2 separate regions of the Homo sapiens genome follow, and region 2 is linked to region 1. Evidence: chromatin contacts called from ENCODE Hi-C or POLR2A ChIA-PET data. All regions are on one chromosome and are shown on one strand. Each heading gives the region's core, a stretch centred on a gene start or an enhancer-like site at or near the end of the contact. The rest is flanking DNA. Distances are from core to core; before and after follow the strand shown. Region 1 holds the start of HSD52 (a long non-coding RNA gene). Region 2 overlaps JUN-DT (JUN divergent transcript).

Region 1 (6,461 bases), core at 2,497-4,996:
GTAGAAAGTATGGGATCTGGAGGGTTCAAAGCAGAGAATGAGTGGAGAAAACAATGTCTTAGCAGGTTGGGTCTGAAGCAGGGCTCTTAGCTGGGTGGAACAGGAAGAATCTGAGTCAGAAAGCCAAATAGGAAACAGGGCAGGAGATAGGGGAACTCCTAGCCAAGAAAGCAGTGCTGATGCTGAATGGAAAGCAGAAGCTGCAAGACCTGTTTCTAAGGAAAAGTGGAGAGTGGACAGGATCCAGGGGGTAAGGGAGAGGACTGAATAGAGACACAGGAATTCATGGCATGTGGGATTCTCTGAGTCATAAGTTCAACGATCATTTGTTGAGTTCTTCCTGTGTGTCAGGGGTTGTTTTAGGCACCGAGGATAAGTCCTTGGTGTCAAATAAGAAAGACAGAAACATTAATAAAAGTTGAGATTTACGGAGCATCCGCTATGCATCAGACACTATTCTAAGGGTTTAATGTGTCTCTTCCAAGCAACAATTGTATGAAGGAGGTATCATTATCATCATTGCTTAACAGTTAAGGACACTGAGGCACAGAGATAGTAAGTCACTTCCCCAACACAACTAGTTAAGTATCAGAGCCAGGATTTGAACCCAGTTTCTAGGGCCTATGTGCTTCTTTGCTGTGCTATTCTGCTGCCGTTAAATGAATAATTAAACAATAGTTGTACTGCAGGGTGATGAGAGATATGATGGCAGTCTTTACTGGTTACTGTGGGACACAGAGCGGAGGTGGTAATTGACTTTGGTTGAATGGGTCTAAATGGGTTTTAGGGAGAAGACTCTTTGAAGCTGGATTTTGGAAAATGAGTTTCTTAGGCATCCCGTAAATAAGGAGTGAGGTTTAAAGATGAGGAAATGAGGAGAAGGGCATTCCAAGCAGAGCAACCAGCCTGTGCAAAGTGCACAAGCACCGAGGCATGAAACAGCAGGGACCTAGGCAGGAAACCATTAGTAGTTCTATCAGGCTGTTTTGCAAGGCTAAGAGCTGCCAGGAGGAAAGACATGCTGCCTACTGGGAATAATGCTTAGGAATGTTCCCCTCAGCCTTTATAGAAATATATGGTGTTCAACAGGCTTTTTATCTCTTTTATCATCCTGAATAACCCCAACAAGTAGGAAAGTCAAATATTAAGACTATTCCTATTTTGGGACTAAGAAAACAGCTTGGAGAAGTTAAATGACTGGTCTAAGATTACACCTCCAGTGTGTAGCAGAGGCCAAACTAGATCCTCTGACTCCTAACTTTAATAATCTGGACACACTGGCACACAAAACATTTTGATGAGTGCTGCTAGTACAAAGAAAAATAAGATTGAGTTCTCAGTTTTCTGCTACAAAGGCAATGATGAGGCAGCTCAGATCTGCAAAGGACTGGATATGAAGCCTTGACAGAAAAGTAACCACCAAGATTAATCAACATGAGTGCAGCACTTCACAGCTTGCAAAGCACATTTACATACAGAATCTTAGTTGACATTTATGGAGACACTGTGGCAGATTGTACAAATAATGTTCTTGTTCCCATTTTTCAGATGAACTAGATATACTAATTGATTTGTTTAAGTCACACAGCCTGTAGGTGATAGATTTAAGACTCAAATTCAAGTCTTTCTAATGCCAAATGTATAATACCCATGGGGGCTGTTAATATAATGGCCAATATTTATTGTGTGATTACTATGTGCTAGTTGCTATGTTAAATGCTTACATGCAACATTTCATTTCCCTTCTACAAATATGCCATGAGGTAGATACCTGCTTTAAAATAAAGAAAATTGAAACTCAAAACAGTTAAGTTCCCATAGCTAGGATGACCAGCCAACCACCACTCAAAGCCCCCTGCTTCTAGCACTATGCAATGTTGTCTCCATTGTCTTTAGTCTAGTCCACCCGAACTAAGGAAAAAAATACTTTGAGCTTTTCACAAAACTTGTGTAAAAGCAGGTACATTTGAGGATAAAAAGTTTAACTATTTTATTCAAAACTCTTTATTCCCTTTGTGAATGGTCCAGTGAAAAAGGCCAAGCTTTCCATGTTACCTGCGAGGAAGGCCCAGAGAGGTCATGAGACCTAATCAATAACACACAGCAGCACCAAATTCCTAGTTCAGTGCTCAAAAGTTTAAACCCCAAAAGCCATTCAACTCCTCCTCCCTCCCCTCTGTCTTCTTTATGACCTGGCCTTGTAGGGTAATGGGAATGAGCATGGAAGACAGTCAAGCTGGGATCTGAATCCTGGACATAGAATTTACCAGTTGTAAGCACTTGGACAAGTTGCTCTTTGTGTCTCAGCCTCAGTTTTCATAGCTATAAAATTGTTATATAACATTGTTTTTTTTTTTTCTTTTTTTTTTTTTTTTTGAGACGGAGTCTCGCTGTGTCGCCCAGGCTGGAGTGCAGTGGCGGGATCTCGGCTCACTGCAAGCTCCACCTCCTGGGTTCACGCCATTCTCCTGCCTCAGCCTCCTGAGTAGCTGGGACTACAGGTGCCCGCCACCACGCCTGGCTAATTTTTTGTATTTTTAGTAGAGACGGAGTTTCACCGTGTTAGCCAGGATGGTCTTGATCTCCTGACCTCGTGATCCGCCCATCTCGGCCTCCCAAAGTGCTGAGATTACAGGCGTGAGCCACCACACCCGGCCTATAACATTGTTATATACTATTATTCAACTTGAGGGGGGAATTGAAAAGGTTAAATGAGGTAATGTCCATCATTCTATGTCATTACTTTGTTTTAATTTCTTCCTAGCATTGAACACTACTTATGATTATTTTATTTGTTCATGAGTTTACTGACTTTCTACCTTTGTCTTTCCATAGCTGTTCTCCAAGTGTCTAGAATTGCAGTGATTAGCACAGTGGCCACTAGCCAATGTGGCTATTAAGCATTTGAAATGTTCCTAGCAGGAACTGAGATGTGCTGGAAGTGTAACATACACACAAAGTTTCAAAGACACAGCATTAAAAAAAAAGTAAATGTAAAATATTTTATTGATAATTTTTATATTGATCACATATTGAAATAATATTTAGGGCATATTGGGTTAAATTATTAAAATTACTTTTACCTATGTCTTTTCACTTTCTTTAATGTGGCTGCTAGAAAATTTAAAATGTCGTATGTAGTTAATATTATTGCCATCGACCAGTGCTAGTCATGAACAATGCTGGCACATACTAGGTGCTCAATAAATAGTTGAACGACTGAATATTTTTCTTTGAATGAGTGAGTGGCACAAAAGTGAAAGTATGTGAATAATAGTTTATCTCAAGTAGGCGACCTCCATAGGATAAAGCTGTCTGCTTTAGGTTAATAAACTAATTCTGGTTGAGGTGTTAATAGCTGATAACAGCTTAACTTGTTGGCATGAGTCAAGGTAAGATGTACATTTTAATTGCAACTCTCTAGAAGTCAGATAAAAGTAGGCTTTTTAATTCTACTGTGAGGTCTTCCAGAAGCAAGGTTCCTTTAGATTAAATTAAAAAAAAAAAAAAAAAGAAGAGGAGGGAGGGGACAAATGCTGAGAATGGGGATGGAACAGAGGATGGAGGGAGATGCGGAGAAACTTCAGAGCGGCAGGTGCCTTCGTTTCCCGTTACCTGCTGAGTCTAGTCCCTTCCAGGGCACACAGTGGGCGCTTAGTAACTGTAGAAAGAAGTCGAACGAAATCGGAAGGGGGAGAGGCAGAGGCCACAATCAAGACACGGAAACGACAGTCAGTCGAGGCAGCAGAGAGGGTTTCACGCGGGCCAGCGGAGGCGCAGGGCAGTTGAGAAGGGAACTTGCCACGGGGCGGAGGGGCCGCGCTCCCCACCAGCGCGGCGCGGGGGCGCTAGGCCAGGGACCGCCGGGCCAGGGACCGCCGGCTGCGAGCAGCGGGAACGGACCTGCCCCGGGTCGCAGCGGTTTTTCCCGGGCGGGGCTGAGGCTGCAGGGAGGCGGGCGTTCCGGCGGAGGGTCACGGCCTCGCCGCCGGGACTTTCCTGGGGTGGAGGTGTGAGCACGTAGGAGCCCTGGCCTTTCCAACTTCCCAGGTCAGACTGGGGCTGGGACCACCCTGCGCGGCCTTGGATGCAGGGAACCAACCCAGTGCTAGTCCGCCCTCGCGGGGACCTGTCCTCTCGCCTGACCTATGAAGTCCGTCCCTGCCTCCAAGGCTCCAACAAAGTCCTTCTTTCCCCCAGAGTAGCAGTTCTCAAACTTGAGTGCATCAGCATCACCCAGAGGCTGTATTCAAACACGTTGCTGGCTCCCTCCACGGTTTCTGATTCTGTGGGTTTAGGGTGGTGATGCTGATTCCTCTGGTCAAAGGACCATCCCTGGAGAGCCACTGCCCTTTAGGTAACGATTTTCCCCTCATTTTTCTTCTGAACTCGGTCAGCACCTTGTTCAGCCTCCCACTGAGCCTGGAACCCTTGACAGCTGGGGAAACAAGTGCGTTGCTGCTAAGCCAGGAGGGCACCTAGGAATCCCAGCTTCCAATCCAGGGCGTTTTCCTCTGCATTCACTGCTTCTTTTACTCTCTTGGGAGCCTATGTGTGGGATCCAGAACAGGGCAGAACCCTGAGTAGTAAACGCTGAACGGGAAGCGAGGTTAGTTAAATCCAACTGCAGGAGAGGAAAAAAGAGTCCTTTTCTTCCGGAGAGGAGAGGGTACACAGAGGATGCCTGTCCACTGACCAAACCTGCCCTGAGCATCACCATTGACGCTTTCGTTCATTCAAAAAACAAAGTTAATTCAGCAGGTGCTCTATGCCAGGCACTGACTTGGTATGGGGGATAATGAAGGAAATAAAACCGAGATCCCTGTCTTTGGAGAACATACTTCCTAATAGGGAGATTAACAGTAAACACAATAAAAGGTAAATCAATGAATATGTTAGAAGGTAGTAACAGTTACAAAAAGAAAAACAAGAGTAGGGTAAAGGAGTGCAATTGGAGTTGCAATTCTAAATAAGATGGGCAGGTAGGCCTTATTGATGAGGTGAGTTAAGATATTAAGCCATAGGATAGCTAGGGGAAGAGCGTTTCCAACAGGGGGAACAGCCAGCGCGAAGGTCCCGAGTCAGGAGCATGCCTGATGTGTTTGAGGCTCATCAAACGGGCCATTGTAACTGGAGTAGGGGCAGGGATGGGGAAGAAGCTGAGTAGGAGATGAGGCCAGAGAGGTAAAAGGGCGGGCAGGAAGATGTTAGAGGTCTGGCCCAGCCATTGTTAAAGGATTGACTTTTACCCTCCAATTTGATTTACTGTTTTGCCCTAATGATTCTTGCCTCGTCCATCTACAAAATCTGCCTCAAAAACAGCCGTTAACCATCCCCTGGCTCACAGCTGGAGCTTGTTTTGAGAATGATACTATTTTCATAAGTTGGTGGGCCCCAACCTCTCAGATTTGGGGCTTGCAAAGGTTGCAATGACCCTTTCTGACCTGCAGATTAGAGAGTTGGTAATTCATATTTGCTTTCAGCATTTTTTTTTAATTTTCTCTCATCATTCCCCATACCTCCTCTGGGTTCTTGTTCCCCTGACGTACCTGCTCCCTGAAGCTTCCCAGATTTCTAGAGCAGCACTGTCCAATCAAAATATGATGTGAGACACATAATTAATTTTAAATTTTCTAGTGGCCACATTTAAAAAAGTAAAAAGAAACAAGTAAATTTAATATTAATTACATATTTGGTTTAACCCAATATACCCAAAATATCATCTCAACGTGTAATCAACATAAAAAATTAACACACTATCATACATATTTTCTTCTATACTGTCTTGAAACCTAGTATGTATTTTACATTTATAGCCCACCTCAATTCAGCCTAGCCACATTTCAAATGTGTCATAGCCTCATGTAGCTAAGGATTACCTGGCCAGCACAGTCCTAGGATACTCATGTTCCTCCCCAACTCCCTCTCCTTAATATAATTTCTGCTTCCAGACTGAGCTGACACTTCCTTCAAGAAGCCTTCCTTGATTTCTCTACTTCCTTCGTATGCCTATGAGAATGAAATGAGTTAATATATGTACATTGCCTAGGATAGGTACTGGCACATAGTAAACAATGGAAGTGTAGCTATCATTATAATACCATTTACTACGGTTGTAATAAACTGATCAGTTGTGTAACTATTACTTCACATTTTTCTCTCCCTGTTATGCTCAATGGTCCACAAGGAGAAAGGACCCTGCCTGCCTGTCTTTTTCGTTGCTCTTTTCTTGGGACCTGGGTCTGGCACAAACAGATGAATATTCAATATAAATGTATTGAATGAATGAATGAATATAAGGAAGTATGCTTGGGGTTAAGCTTAAGCATTCTAATTCTAATGTTGCAATGGATTAAAATCATAATCCTGGATGACAATGGTATCAGATTCCATGTTTATAGAGGTTCAAACTAGATCCTAAAGAGAAATGAAATCTGGTCTCACAAAGGGAAAGAAAAAAA
Region 2 (5,907 bases), core at 1,692-4,191, 300 kb before region 1:
ATGGAGAGCTCTTTATGCTAGCGACTTTGTGTCCCTAACACCCGACACGGAACCTGGGACACAGAAGGCTCGGTGTGTGTTTGTGGAGTGAATGAGCACACGTGTGAACGAGTGTCAGTCATTCTTTGCTACCTTCTCAAGTCTTGGGTTGAATACATTAGTTAAAAGATCAATTAAAGTGAATTGGGAAGCAAAAATTACTTCTTTGCCACTGCCAAGATGAGAAACGTGATTTTCAACCAAGGCTCCTCAGAACTGTTTAAATCTGTGGCTATCATAAATATGGGTATGGATTCCAAGGATAACAAGAGAAGCTGAAGCCCACCAGGAGAGGGAGAACTCTATGACTCCTTTCTCTCCAAAGAGGGCTCAGAAGTTTTTCTCAGTGTTGCCAATATCAGAAGAGGAGAAGAATGCTCCATGTCACCAAGCATCTACAACCCTAGACTAAGGACTTTCATGCTGTTGTTTAAGAATTACCCTCTGAGCCGGGCCTGGTGGCTCACGCCTGTAATCTCAGCACTTTGGGAGGCTGAGGTGGGCAGATCACCTGAGGTTAGGAGTTCGAGACCAGCCTGGCCAATATGAAGAAACCCCGTTTCTACTAAAAATACAAAATTAGCTGGGTATGGTGGCGCATGCCTGTAATCCCAGCTACTCAGGAGGCTGAGGCAGGAGAATCGCTTGAACCTGGGAGGCGGAGGTCGTGGAGAGCCAAGAACACGCCATTGCACTCCAGCCTGGGCAACAAGAGTAAAACTCCATCTCAAAAAAAAAAAGAGAAAAATTACCCTCTGTAATTTAATTTTCTCCTGGCATCCCCATGGTATAATTCATCGAAATTTTGTTGTGGGGTCCAGAAGGGCTGTATTGGAATCTTGGTTCTTCTACTTGCTAGTTTTGTGACTTTGGGACCCCTCTGAGCCTTGGTTCCTCCTTTGTAACACACTCATCTTACATCATGGTGAGCCAAATCCCATAGAATGACATCTGTACCATGTAGCCCAGTGTCTCATACACATCCAATAAGTGTGGGCTCTCTTTCTTCCCCATCACAGAAACTCACTCTGAACATGCTTCCAATTGTTACCATTGATGATTTATTTATGTTTGAGTCTGGGAAGGTGTTTCTTGAAATCTGATAGCAATGACAATGACAACTGAGTTCATCATATGGAGTGATTACTGTGGACCAGGCACTATCCTAACTGCTTTACTTATATGGTTCTTTATGATAGCTCCATGGGGAAGCAATATTGTTATCCAGTATTGTCAGATGAAGAGACTGAGGCACAGAAAGGTTATAAATCCTGCCTAAGTTTATACAGCTGATAAGTGGGGAGCCAGGGACTCTGGCTCCAGAGTCCCACGGTATTAACAGAGCTTGTCTATTGCCCACACTTCAGCCAGATAGAAGGTCGGGGGAACAGCAGTTAACTAGTAGTGCCATGCCAAGCCACTACAATTTCAACCTGAAGCAAAAGAAACTTGGTCTTCAAGATAGTCTGTGGAGGTCACATTATTGACAAGTATATGATTTCCCATACCTTTTGGAATATTGAAAATACCTCTAGGTACCCTTCTCTCACTGCCTTTACTACTTTCCCAGACCCTTTTGGGTCCACAGGTCTGAGGTTGAAAATCCTAATGTAACCTAAATTTCTCCTGAAAAGGAACTCAGAGAGATCAAGTGAGTTTTTTGCTCCCTTGCCCCATACTGAGATTGTAGTATATGAGGAAAATGGCAGTTATAATAAAAATACTAATTACCACATTTAGAGCCTTGTTTAAATATAGTAAACAATATATTTTTGATCAAAAACAGCCTCTTAAAATTTATCAATAACTTTTTATATAATGGCTTATTTGATGGAAATGGTAATAATGATAATAATAACCATGAACCTACTGAATATGAAATATATTAATAAACCATCTTAAAATGTTATTTACTCTTCACAACAATGAGAAAAATGTGTATTATTTTCTCTGGTTTACAGATGAGGAAGCAGGTTCATATGTTATCTCATTTAATTTTTGTCATAACCCTTGAGGTTGGTTCTCTTACGATCCACAAAACATGAGGAAATTGAAGCTCACAGAGGATAAGACATTTGCTCAAGCTCACACAGCAAATCAGAGGCAGAGCTGGGACTCGAACCCAGATCTTTTTGACTCAAAAGCCTGGATTTTGAATTGCTGTGCTGCAGTTCTCAAAGTAACCCATAATGTAGGCAAATATCATCCCCATTTTGCAATGGGGAAACTGAGGTAGTTAGAGAACTGGCTTACCTAATATTCTCCTAGCTCTACTGTACACTCTGGAGACCAAAATGTTTAGTAGTTGCACATAAGGGCTTTGGAGCTGGCTTGCACTTTGCACAGTGATGGGACCAGGTGAGCTCTCAATAAATGATAGCTGTTGTCATTTTCAGCATGGGAGTTCGGCAGCCCACAACCTGGGCACAGACCTGATACCTGCGTCCTTGACTATCTGTTCTGTTTTTGTGCAGACTTGTGCTTGGACCGCAGGAATTTTCTATCATCTGCATGCAATGCCTACTGATGACACACTATCACAATAAAGGCCACCTGAGTCTATGCAGGGGAAAGCTTCCTTCGTGGGAGGCCTATCTGAATGGATGTGGCCTGCAGGAGGCCCTTGGAGCAGAGGCTCAGCCTCTGACTCACACTGAGCTGTCCCCCATCCGGTTAAGGCCAGCCCAGGAGCCGCCCACCTCTCCTGCACCCGCTGCCTTCTTGGCACAGACCTCTGGCTGCAGCCTTTGGGCTCCAGGCTGCAGAATTACTCACTCGCAGATTCTTCCTTTGGCATCTGCCAGGATCCAGGAAGAGGGCTTTGTAGTCTCTCTGTCTCACTTAGCTTTTTCCCTGCCTCCTTTATCAGTTGAATTGCTAAAGCCAAAGCTGAATTTCTCTCCCATTTCCTCCAAGGACCAGTATCCGGTAGGAATCATCTCTGCACTTGGGAGGCTAGGGAGAAGTCAAACACCAGGTCTGGCTCTTTGCCCCTGGAGGAAGAGTTAGTCACTTGGTTACTGCCGGCTGAAATCGACTGGAGATGTCACAGGGAGAAAATGCTTTCCTATGAGTTAGTGGAGCATGGTCTCCACAAAAATTGCCTTTTTACTGAACAGAGAAAGTGGCAAACTGATGTCCTCTTCACAGAGTTCTGACTTTAGTCCTCTAGCTGCAGCCATTAGCAATTCCTTTCCATCCAGTGCATAGAAGTCACAGGAGGCATGTCACAAAAATGGGGAGTAGGGAGGAGAAAAATTAGATGTGTACACACATGATCTCATTTTGTCACCACAGCAACCTAATTGTCATTATCCTGATTTTTTAAAAGGTAAAACTTGAGGTGGTGAATGCTTGTCCAAGATCATGGAGTTGGTGACTGGCAGAGCCGACATATGGACCCAAGTCCTTTCAATGCCAAATCCACTGTAGGGGAAATGGCCCTTCTGTCTCTTTCTCTCCCTCTGTCTCCCCTTTTCCTCTTGATTCCATGTGTCACCTTCCCCACTCCCAGTCTCGAAGGGGTCAGAGGATTATATGACACAACACAATGCCTTGCATACAGTACTTGCTCAATAAATGCACATTAAATTTGAATTGCTATGCCATGCCTTTTATGAACATTTGCATTTTCAAAAAGGACTCTTAGAAAAGATAATACTTAATACCAAGGACTAAATGGTGAATTTCCAGCACAGGAGATCTCTAGTGGGATGTTTATTTCCTCCATCCCTTCTTCCTCTCCCTCTTCCTTCCTTCCTTCCTTCTTCTCGTGTTCTCTCCTTCAGAACAAACACCAACACTATCCTAACTACTTTATAAATATTTACTTATTTAATCCTCATTACCACTGTGTGATGTAGATACCATTATTGTTAGCAATATCCCATTTTGGAAATAAGTAAATGGGCATAGAGTGGCTTAGTTATCTGCCCAGAAACACACAACTTATAATAGGCAGAGCAGGAGTTTGAAGGTGGGCACTTGGCCTCTTTAACCATTGCTGGTATCCCTGTCCAGGCACAGATAGCTTCCTGGAGCCATTTCCATCTCTCACATGAACTTGACATTGCAATTTACAAGGTTTGTTCAAATAGGGTCTCATTCTATTTGATTCTCACCACCATTTGTGAAGTCTGGACTTTGCTTCCTATTTACAATAGAGAAAGCCCAAGCTTGGAGAATTTAAGTGACTTGCATAAGGTCACACAACTGCTATGTTAGCAGAGCTTGGGAGCCAAACCATTTTATGGTCCCCTAATTTCTATGAATGAAGCTGGTGCTGAAGAATTAGAACTGGCCAGAACAACACTTTGAGCAGGAAGAAAGTGCTCATTGTGATAATTTATTTTTTCTTGAAAGTTGGATAGAGAAAAATATATGTGTGTGTGTGTGTGTGTGTGTGTGTGTGTAATAGTCATAAAAGTATTTCTCAGAACTTGAGGTTTTAATAAAATGTGAAAAACATTTTTACCAGCACCCTCTTTTCCCTCCTGGTTTTTAGGTACTGCATAATTTAAAGAAATGCAATCCATATGTTTGATTATTCATACTTCCATCATCAAAAAATATTGTTGATCCTTTGAGGAGCTTTTGATGTTCTAGAAACCATTTTTTTTTTTTTTTAGGGCAAGGGAGAAGAGAGACTTTTTTTTTTTTTTTTAAAGCATCCTTCCTTTTCCTACTATTTTGTTTCCCTTGAAAAAACATTTTTTGGCATTTGAGTGGGAGATGAACAAGTAGTCACTAGAATAGTCCATTTTTTTCCCCTTTAGGTTTTTAATATAGTGATATGTACAGAAATGCAGTTCTCAACTTTAGGGTTCTCTGATATGGTGGGGAGGGGAGTTAATATTTATGGAATTCTTACCTTGCAGTCACTTTATCTACATCTTCTTAGGTGGTGTTTCTAATACACAGGAAAGAGGTGTCATTGGCTCCATTGTATAGAAGAGGAGAGTGAGGCTCAAAGTCTGGAGAGTTGTACTGCTGGGACACAAACCCAACTTTGCCTGGCCCTGAAGCTGTGGTGTTCATACGTTTCAGCTCCTTCAAGAGAATACAAGGGTGTTTACCATCCTGTGAAGACATTACCTAATTGTATTCAATCACGACCCCTACATCCCTAGCCAGCACCTATGCCACTCCCTTGTAGGAGCTCTTGCTCACCTTTACAGGAAGTGGGAGCTAAGGGTTAGTTCATGCAGCTTAAATGCCACCTCCTCGAGGAGGCTTTCTCAGCCTTCTGCCTAAAAAAGCCCTTCACCTATGCTCCATCACTTAAATCTACTGTAAATGGCAATGTAGCACTTTTCACAAGATGATATTTTTCTCGTTTATCTATTTTTTTCTGTTTATTATCTATCTCCACTCCTTTCTTCTTCCCCCTAGAAGTAGCAGAAATCCCTGACATATAGAAGCCACTTAAGAAATATTTGTTGAAGAAAAGCCTGTCTTATCCATCACTGTATTCTTAGGCTCTGAAACAGACTAGGTATTTAACAATAATACTATCCAATATTTACTGAGCACTTACCATGTACCAAGCATTCTTTGAAGGATTTTACACGTATTTTCTCATATTAACTGCCTCTGAGGTAGTTACAGTTATTATTCCCATTTTACAAATGGGGAAACTGAGGTACAGAAAGGCCAAGATCCTACAGCAAGCAAGAAGTAGAGCTGAGTTTCAAATTCAGACACTCATGACCCCAGGGCTGGGCTCTGAATTACAATTCTAAGTGTTTGATGAATCAGTGAGGGATTGAGAGAACTATAGCTAAGTAGAATATGGAGTTTTGAAGGCATGGAAGAAGCAAGGTGCTAAGTATAGAGGAGATAATTCATCGCAGCTGAAAGAATTTAACT

The links. A loop is a pair of places that touch in the nucleus more often than their neighbours do. ChIA-PET counts read pairs that join two places held with the same protein, here RNA polymerase II (POLR2A). Pooled maps may share reads with other maps.
Region 2: a map of PC-3 shows a loop between it and region 1 (2.6-fold over the local background). The contact joins the enhancer-like site here to the promoter of HSD52 in region 1. A Hi-C loop is called at or near these places in 2 of 168 maps with a recorded cell type or tissue (MCF 10A and PC-3), 1 of 37 single-sample maps with no recorded cell type and 6 of 50 pooled maps. POLR2A ChIA-PET finds 5 or more read pairs at or near these places in 2 of 52 experiments (AG04449 and PC-9).

Annotation. Positions count from the first base shown.
Region 1 is chr1:59,143,061-59,149,521 of GRCh38, forward strand. HSD52 (a long non-coding RNA gene) reads right to left here and starts at 3,747. Exons shown (of 3, transcript NR_027120.1): 1 at 3,616-3,747. RefSeq lists an enhancer at 3,576-3,635 and a silencer at 3,756-3,905.
Region 2 is chr1:58,846,315-58,852,221 of GRCh38, forward strand. All of the region lies in intron 1 of JUN-DT (JUN divergent transcript), which reads left to right. It overlaps LOC107984961 (a long non-coding RNA gene), which reads right to left. Exons shown (of 2, transcript XR_001738081.2): 2 at 4,645-5,088. Among named protein-coding and RNA genes, the nearest start is that of LINC02777, 55 kb to the right of the region's middle. Within about 2 kb of position 2,942, at least 20 of the 41 ENCODE cell types and tissues checked have a DNase peak (open chromatin) inside an H3K27ac peak, as active enhancers do; they include PC-3 and PC-9, where a contact is called at or near this core.